Regions from separate parts of the Homo sapiens genome. Here region 2 is linked to region 1. Evidence: chromatin contacts called from ENCODE Hi-C data. All regions are on one chromosome and are shown on one strand. Each heading gives the region's core, a stretch centred on a gene start or an enhancer-like site at or near the end of the contact. The rest is flanking DNA. Distances are from core to core; before and after follow the strand shown. Region 1 overlaps GRAMD2B (GRAM domain containing 2B). Region 2 overlaps MARCHF3 (membrane associated ring-CH-type finger 3).

Region 1 (4,631 bases), core at 1,722-4,221:
CCTCCTTCCATCTATATGGAAGATCACTGTGCTCTGTGATCTTTGTAAAGCCCAAATATGATCATATCATTCCTTCTCCTCCTTTAAAACCCCTTTGGTTCTCTGTTGCCTACAGGATAAAGCTGAAGATGAGTACAGAAAACAGGTCCTCTGCAATGTGAAGCCTCCCTTTCTGGCTTTGAACCTCTTGTCATGCTGCCCCCAAGCACCCTCCTCCTGGGCTGCCATGCCTTCTCTGTGGTCCCTTGCAAGCACTGTTTATCTTTCAAGATTTAGCTCTTGATGGGGTCACCTCCTACCTGGCAACTTCCCCAACCCCCTCTAGGTCCTAAGGACTGACCTCTTCTTCTTTGTGCTCCTTTCCAGTACCCTGTGACTGTCATGGCAACTGTATCACTTTAGTATGTGGTTTATTTAAAAATTATAAATGGGGTCAGGTGCTGTGGCTCACACTTGTAATCCCAGCACTTTGGGAGGCTGAGGCGGGTGGGTTACTTGAGGTCAGGAGTTTGAGACCAGCCTGCTCAGTGAAACCCTCTCTCTACTAAAAAATACAAAAATTAGCTGGATGTGGTGGTGCATGCCTGTAATCCCACCTACTTGGGAGGCTGAGGCAGAAGAATTGCTTGAACCTGGGAGGCGGAGGTTGCAGTAAGCCGAGATCATGCCACACTGTGCTCCAAACTGGGCAACAGAGTGAGACTATTTTTTAAAAAAAAAAAAAATTATAAATGGGCTACTGTTTACTTGTCTTTGCCCTGCTTTGACCATATGCCTCTGGAGGGCAGGATCCTGGTCTTTTCACATCTCTGTATCCCCACAAAAAGGTTCAATTCATTTACCTTAAGGACTTCATGTTCCTTAAATCAGCTCTAAAGGCCAGGCTTTCTGATCTCTTTCTTTTTTTTTTTTTTTCTTTTTTTGAGACGGAGTCTTGCTCTGTCGCCCAGGCTGGAGTGCAGTGGCACGATCTCGGCTCACTGCAAGCTCCGCCTCCCGGGTTCACGCCATTCTCCTGCCTCAGCCTCCTGAGTAGCTGGGACTACAGGCGCCCGCCACCACGCCCGGCTAATTTTTTGTATTTTTTTAGTAGAGACGGGGTTTCACCGTGTTATCGAGGATGGTCTCAATCTTCTGACCTCATGATCTGCCCGCCTTGGCCTCCCAAAGTGCTGGGATTACAGGCGTGAGCCACTGCGCCCGGCCTAGGCTTTCTGATTTCTAGCCCAGGGCCCATTTTGGCTACACCAGACAGTATAAATAGCAATAGGAATGGATGTACTTCACTTGGAATTCCTGGGCTTGGGAAAACTGGCATGGGAAAGGCCAGGAGTTTTCTGCTGGGGTTTGGATCCTCTTCTGGAACAACCCCCCATAATTCAGTAGACTAAAGTACTGAGGGTGCTTTTGGTGAGGCAACCGCCTGCCCTTCCAATTCCTTCAGACAAAGATTAGACAGATGGATCCTGTGAAGGTTATGGCGAAAGAAGGAACATTTCCATCGAGGGAGCTTTACCATTTCTTCCCACGAAACTAGGTGAAAGGTAGTGGAGTCTGCCTAGTTACTGAGGCCAAATGATCTCATAATTACTGCTGGGAGGGGCCGTCATGCCTTAGTTTGCTTTACTTTGCTAGAGTGTAAAGGGTAATGCTTAGATATTAGATTCCAAGAAACGGAAAGGAAAGAGGATTGCTTTCCTTCATTTTATGCCTTCTTGGAAATGGAGAAGTTTCCAGGAGAAGAATCTGTATTCCATGGTCTGTGGCTTCCTAAGAGTAGCTCAAGTCCCAGTTTCTGGGAGTGGCATCTTCATAAGGATGTTTATCATATTTCAGTGTCTTAGTAAGGGCCCCAGTTTCCTCGCCTCCACACCAAATCCTCCTCCCTCAGCCTGTGTCACAGAGCTGCTCTCCGTCACACCTTACTCAAATTGAGAACACATAGGTTTTTTTTTTTTTTTTTTTTAATTTTTAAAAGCTTGGGGAATGTAAACATTTTCTACATGACTAATGAAGCTAGGCATTGTAGATAAGAGAAGCAGTGAATGTTTTAAAATCAGTCACGGTTACTGCTGGATTTTATTAGAAACACTCAGACTGGTCTAGTTTTGGGGGGTTAATATGAAATTTATAGCACAGCTGAGTAAATAAGGGTATCCACTTATTTTCAGAAATGATTTTTGAAGTTTAAACCACTTACTATGAACATTTTATAACATAGAAAACAGGTACAAAGTAGATAGAATAGTATAAACAAGGCAATCTTGTTTCATCTATATACCTGTAGCCCACCACTCCTACCTCCTACTGGTTTTGAGACAAATCCCAGACCACACTATCTTTTCATCTGTAACTATTGCAGTGTATAACTCTACAAGATAAAGATTCTTTGAAAAAATAAACACAATACCAATATCAAACCTTAAGGCTAAAAATTGTAATTGATTTTTAAAAAAATGAGTGAAATATGGCTGTTTTTCAGGGAAACTATTAGCACAATGTAGTAGTATTTAGGATTGGAGTGGACTAAAGCATCTCTAGGCACACTGTTGGGTATCTGGTTACCCAGTAGGGGACTTGGGAGAGTTCCTGTTCTCACACTAGTCCACATGGCTCTTGCTAGCACAGCAGTAGGAGCTGCCTACTTTGACATCACCAGGTACCAGGACCCCTTTTCTCTTGCCCTTCCTGCTCTGGCTATACTGGAGAGAGGAAGAAATGGAAATGCCATTCCCCAATCTCAACACCTGAGTCAGATTCGGCTCTCTTGAAGCTGAAGAAGAGAGATTCCCAATGACACGAATCAGCATGAAAGGAATTATGGTTGTGAACAGAATGTATCAAAGTGGGTGGTGTCCATGACTCTAGGTGGGATGATGGAGTCACTCTGCATCCTGTCTGTGCCTCAGGCTGCAGCTGCTTCTCTTTAATCTGCCCTCCCACCCCCTCCTCACCCCCCACTCCCCACCACATACCCAAGAGACAGTGAGAGAAACCTGAGCAGCAGCAGACATGGGGTGATGTGATATCCAGGCTGCCCACTTCCTCTGGCCCGTCAATACTTTGTGTCAGCAAGTCCTCAGGCTGTGCTGGCCCTCAAGATTGTCTGGATTTTTCATATGAAAAAAAGCTCAACATCACTGATCATTAGAGAAATACAAATCAAAACCACAATGAGATACCATCTCACACCAGTGAATGGCGATTATTAAAAAGTGAAGAAAAAACAGATGCTGGCAAGGCTGCAGAGAAAAAGGAACACTTTTACATTGTTGGTGGGAGTGTAAATTAGTTCAATTATTGTGGAAGAGAGTGTGGCAATTCCTTAAAGACCCAGAGGCAAAAATACCATTTGACCCAGTAATCCCATTACTGGGTATGTACCCAAAGGAACAGAAATCATTCTGTTATAAAGATACAGGCACAAGTATGTTCACTGCAGCATTATTCACAATAGCAAAGTCATGGAATCAACCCAAATGCCCATCAATTATAGAGTGGATAAAGAAAATGTGGTAAATATACACCATGGAATACTACGCATCCATAAAAAAGACTGAGATCATGTCCTTTGCAGGAACATGGATGGAGCTGGAAGCCATCATTCTCGGCCAACTAATGCAGGAAAAGAAAATCAAACACCGTATGTTCTCACTCTTAAGTGGAGGTTGAACGATGAGAACACATGCACACAGGGAGGGGAACAACACACACTAAGCCCTGTCAGGAGAGGTGGGAGGGAGAGCACCAGGAAGAATAGCTAATGGATGCTGGACTTAATACCTAGGCAATGGGTTGATCTGTGCAGCAAACCACCATGGCACCCGTCTACCTATGTAACAAACCTGCACATCCTGCACATATACCCTGGAACTACAAATAAAAGTTGAAGAGGAGAAGAAAAGAAAAGATTGTCTGGGTTTTCATATGAACATCCTCATTTATCTTGGAGACTTTACAAGGTTTGTAACAATTCTGTATAGATCTAAAAAATGAGCAGTACGTTTGAAACAAAATATGGAATTCTAGGTACAAAAATCAGCTCTCAAAAGTATTAGATTCTCTGAATTGATCAATCATAAACATATACTTCAAAGGGCACCTGTCCCCTTATCTTTGCAAAAGGTTCTTGCCAATTCTTAGAACAAAAAATCTGCGGAATTCAGTTCATAAAAAATGGCTTTTACAAAACAATAATTCATAACATCTCCTTGAATGGCTTCAGATACCAAATAGGCAAGTTACCTTAGAGAGGGCACGGAAGAAAGGTCTTTTCTAAGCTAGAAGGCCAGCTTGTTCTTAAGGCAGACAGACATCTGCACAGTATGGTTTGCTCAGTAGTGGGGGATAATGGAAAGGGCTCTTGTCCTTAAATTCCATAAATTCTCTTGCCACCACCCTGGCCCCTACCACAGTGTGCTCCACCTGTTTTTTTCTTGGAATAATCTTCTTTGGAAAAGGTAGGCCAGGACTGGTGGTGGTGGTGGTATTAGTGGTGGTGGAGTGCTGGAAGGCCTCTCTCTTTTTTTTTTTTGAGATGGAGTTTCACTCTTCTTGCCCAGGCTGGTGGGCAATGGCGTGATCTTGGCTCACTGCAACCTCTGCCTCCTGGGTTCAAGTGATTCTCCTGC
Region 2 (5,052 bases), core at 2,521-5,020, 570 kb before region 1:
TTATATTTTCGGGCCATGGTTGACCAAGGGTAACTGTAACTGCAGAAAGTGAACCCACAAATAAGTGGGGGGATGTACTGCTGTATCCACTAAAATGATTTATTCTTAGAACTATGTTCTTAGTGATTCTAGGTAATCATGAAGGTACAAGTTGAAAAATAGCTTTACCTCAGATTTTAGTTTGGAAGGGGTTGACAGAAATGAAGCAGAATGCTTTCCTCCAAAGTCCTTTTCTATGGCTTTCAGCTTGGGACCTTCTCCACTAAAGTGTGTGCTTTTGTGTTTTTTTCTTTCCCTGTCATTCTGTGGGTGGTGTCATTTGCCAACTAAATTGTGAGGCATTATTTTCTGGGGCTTGCAGTGTGACTTTCCCATTCAACTGAATAAATAATCATTTAACGTTGGCAAGAACTTCACTTTCCCCTCCTCCCTGCTCATCTTCCCTCGACCTTTCCCCAGGTGATCTCAAAAGCTCTGTTGTCTCTTCACATGGTGTCAGCCTAAACCTACTTGACATTGTTTTCTAGTCCTCTGGTGTTCCCTCTACAGAAAAACTTGTTAGAGTAACTTACTATGAAATATACTTCTGAGCTAAACTTCCCATGTCATATTTTCAAAAGCATATCTGAATTTTATGGTGAGTAAAATACATCCGTATTTGAAAGTAATTTCTCAAATTTATTTATTTTTAACTGACATATAATAATTGTACATATTTATGGGGTACATAGTGATGTTTCAGTACATACAATGTGTAGTGATCAGATCAGGGTAATTATCATATCTATCATCTCAAACATTTATCATTTCTTTGTGTTGGGAACATTTAATATATCTTTTGTAGCTATCTGAAACTATATAATATATCATTGTTAACTATAGTCATTCTGCAGTGCTATAAAACACTACAGTGCTATAAAACTAGAACTTGTTCCACCTACATAGCTGGAATTTTATATCCTTTAACCAATTTCTGCCTATCCCCAACTTCCTCCTACCCTTTCTAACCTCTAGCAATCGCTGTTCTGCTTTTTACTTCTGTGAGATCAAGTGTTTTAGCTTCTGTTATGAGTGAGAACATATGGTGTTTAGCTTTCTGTTCCTGGCTTATTTTACTTAACATAATGTCCTCCATTTCCATCCATGTTGCTGTAAAATTACAGAATTTCATTCTTTTTTAAGGCTGGATAGTATTCCATTGTGTATATATACCACATTTTTTAATCCATTCATCCATTGATGGACACTTAGGTTGATTCCATATTTTGGCTATTGTGAATAGTGCTGTAATAAACATGGGGCTGCAGATATCTCTTCAGTATATTAACTTGCTTTCCTTTGGATAAATTCCCAATTGTGGGATTGCTGGATCGTACAGTAGTTCTGTTTTTAGTTTTTTGAGGAATCTCTATACTGCTGTTGATAATGGCTGTACTAGTTTACATTACCACCAGCAGTGTATAAGATTGTCTTTTTGATAGTAGCCATCGTATCTGGGGTGAGTTATCTCATTGTGGTTTTTATTTGCATTTCTCTATCAGCGATGCTGAGCATTTTTCCATATACCTGTTGGCTCATTTTTAAATTGGATTATTTGATTTTTTGCTATTGAGTTGTTTGAGTTCTCTGTATATTCTGGATATTAATCCCTTATCAGATGAATGCTTTGCAAATATTCTATTCTTCAGGTTATTGGTTCACTTGGTTAATTTTTTTCTTTGCTGTGCAGAAGAATTTTAGTTTTATGTAATCCCATTTACTTATTTTTGCATTAGTTGCCTGTATTTTTGAGTTCTTAATCATAAAATCTTTTCTCAGACCAATGTCCTGAAGCATTTCCTCTATGTTTTCTTCCAGTTGTTTTATAGCTTCAGGTCTTACAATTAGGCCTTTAATCCATTTTGAGTAGATTTTTATATAGGGGCAGAGGTAGGATCTAGTTTCATTCTTCTGCATATGGATATCCATTGCTTTTAGCACCATTTATTGAAGAAACTGTTTTTTCCCCAATGGATGTTCTTGGCACCTTTGTCAAAAATCAGTTGGCCTTATATAGATGGATTCATTAATTTCTGGGTTTTCTGTTTTGTTACATTGGTCTCTATGTGAGAGTAATTTTTAATCTAATTCATCCAGATTGTGTTTATGTTATGCATCAGAGACAAGTCAGAAAAAGAAAGGAAGAGGATGTTATGATGTTGTCTGCATCGTACTTCCCTCTTACGGATCCTGGCAGGGATCCCTTTCCTCCTCACTTAATAACTTGGGTAGATTTGGGTGTATAATTGTGAGAACTCATCAGGATCCAGGTGAAAATGAGACCAGTAATTAAAGGGCTGGGTCAATGTATCATTATTATTTAAGTTAAATGGGTACATGGTCTATGTAAGCTCTTGTCAACTGCCTTTGACAGCAGTTTTCATATACAGTAGATTTAGCCCTGTCTTAACGGAAGCTTTTCTTTTCCTTTCCTTTTAATTTTATTGTTGTTCTTGTTGTTGCTTTCTAAGCTATGTGGGTGAAAAACAGCATGAAGTTATAACAAAATGTATAGCAAAAGCAGTAACAATGAGAAAGAGTCCATGATGGATACACACACATTGCTGGAATATTTCTCAAGTATTTTGGGGAGTGGCTGTGAGGCTTCTTTGGCAGAGGAAAAGTGGAACATGTGCTTTTCCATGTGTGAACACTGTGATTTGAAAGGTCCATTATGATTCACTTCCACTAGAAAGCAACTGCTTTCTAGCTGGTGTAGCCACAGAGTTTTGAAAATTCACTTAAATAGGTGTATTGCAGACTCCTGACATCTGTTTTGGAGATTCAGTTGAGTGTTGGGAATTTGCTTGTTCACAAGTGACATGGAATGAGTTATTCTTATGAGAGTGTTGAACTCTATTCATTTCTTTAAGGTTGTGGATTAAGTCTAACAAGAAAAGACTTAAAATTTTGAACAGTCATTTGCTGTGTTACACACACACATAAATTTGCACTGATTGCATTCTTCTTAATTTCAAAAACTATGAATGACAATTTTACTTTGCCTAGTAAATCAACTTTACTGAGGTACCCTCAGGCATATTTTGTTGTATTGTAAGGCTTTCTTGCTAGGTATTTGCAATCTTATTGTGTACTGTTTTTCAGTGAGCTTTTAGTTTTTGCCCATAGTTTTACCTAACATATCCTGTGTCTCTGTCTTTTTGTGCACTTCTGTTCCATCTCTGAGTATTAGTTTTTGTCTACTCTTTTTATCATTATTAATAAGTTATTTTCACTTCTCTAATGATTTCAAACCTCAATGATACTAGAAGTATTGTTTCCTATCACTTTCAACAAAGGTCATTTGTAGCCAGTTCTTCAAACAAAATAAGTAACTAGGACATGAGTCTTTCACTTTTTGCTAGTTAGTTTTCAATTTACTAGGTACTGACATAATGTGGCATTTTCACAGGTTGCTTTTTTAAAAAAGTGAAAGCTTTGTTTTAATGGTTCATAACTATTATAATGTTTCTAAATGACAGAGCAAAAAAAGAATTACCACAAAATAAGATTAGTGTGGATATCCTGAACTGGAAATCATTTGAAACATTTCATGGCTACATTTTGTGCTAAATATAAAAATAACTGTGTTTCCCATGTGTGAGCATCAAAAGCCCCAGTTGGAAAATCACATGGTATAGCAAGTAGGTCACTATTGATGGTAGAACATGAGACAGGAAATGTCACAGCTAAGATTAGAGGCCCAAGCACTATGTCTCACCACGCTTGCTGCATTGGTCGTCCAAAGAAGTGGAAGGACTCAACAGGGCTGAACTAACTGTAGACCAACTGGAAAATATTAGCCAAGACAACCTTTTAATCGGCCATTCCATTTGTTTCTAGATAACTCACTCTCCCAGTTAGGCAAAAGAATTGAGCTGCTTGGGTTTGCACATTGGCAGACCTCTGAATGCCAATTAAAATGGCAGCTTTTACATTCTAAAAGTATCCATGGGAAGCAATAATCAACTATATACAGTCATAGCTGTAGATTCACCTGGTGTTTGAAATTGTTAACAAGGAATAACCAACCAGTTAAAAATGAATTCTCTTAAAATCTTATTTATCTTCATATTTGAAGGTGTGATAATATAGGGATGTGGGGGAAAACTACACTTTTAGGGAATCAGTTTCCTTTTCCTTTTCTTTCCAGGCAACATGAGGAAGATTTGTTATTTATATGTAGGAATTTTTACCACAGAAGATACCTAATTTTTGCAAACATACTTGCATAGTCTAATCTTTAAGCAAAAGACTAGGAAAAAAAGCAGTGCTCTGCTGCATACCCAAATGAGAGACAATACCTCATTTTTTGGGCTCAGACCAAGATAGAGCCTTGGATTGTGAGCATAGCCATCCCCTCATGCTAGATTGAGCAGTTGAACACATGCCCAAAGAGCTTGAGGTTATTTGGATGAGTAGGTGGAGGCATGCCGCGATGACTGCATTTGGATCAGTCATCGGAGCCTTATTCATTCACTTCCAGCATTAGTCCTTCACAGAAGTATCCTGGCTGATGGATTCAGTGTACCGAGTGGATAGTTTTATTGCTTAAATCTCAGAGATCTTCCTAGGCTTACATTTTCAAAAGTCTTTAATGCAGATTAAAACATTCTATTTTGAACTAGGATTATTTCATGCAGGGTATCACTTTTAAGAGAGGAAGTTAGTAGTATGAAGGCTCCATGGAAAAAGTATTTTTTATTATTTATATTATTTTTGTGCAGTAAAATGTGCATAACATAAAATTTAACATCTTAAATCATTTTTAAATGTACAGTTCAGTGGTAGTAAATACATTCATAATATTGTGCAACCATCACCACCATCCATCTACAGAACTCTTTTCATCTTACAAAACTCCCAAGCTCCTAGCAACCGCCATTCTCCTTGTTGTCTCTGTGATTTTGACTACTCTACCTCATTTTGGTGGAATCATACAGTATTTGTCTTTTGTAGCCAACATTACAGTTGGTATAATGTCCTGAAGGTTTACTCATGTTTTAGTATATG

The links. Hi-C counts contacts between places; a loop is a spot of excess contacts on that map. Pooled maps may share reads with other maps.
Region 2: a map of GM12878 shows a loop between it and region 1 (6-fold over the local background). The contact joins two enhancer-like sites. A Hi-C loop is called at or near these places in 1 of 168 maps with a recorded cell type or tissue (GM12878), 6 of 37 single-sample maps with no recorded cell type and 5 of 50 pooled maps.

What each region holds. Positions count from the first base shown.
Region 1 is chr5:126,443,956-126,448,586 of GRCh38, reverse strand. All of the region lies in intron 1 of GRAMD2B (GRAM domain containing 2B), which reads right to left. Among named protein-coding and RNA genes, the nearest start is that of GRAMD2B, 23 kb to the right of the region's middle. RefSeq lists an enhancer at 2,562-3,761. Within about 2 kb of position 2,971, at least 10 of the 41 ENCODE cell types and tissues checked have a DNase peak (open chromatin) inside an H3K27ac peak, as active enhancers do.
Region 2 is chr5:127,010,753-127,015,804 of GRCh38, reverse strand. The region is part of intron 1 of MARCHF3 (membrane associated ring-CH-type finger 3); the gene reads left to right. Among named protein-coding and RNA genes, the nearest start is that of MARCHF3, 17 kb to the left of the region's middle. Within about 2 kb of position 3,770, at least 3 of the 41 ENCODE cell types and tissues checked have a DNase peak (open chromatin) inside an H3K27ac peak, as active enhancers do.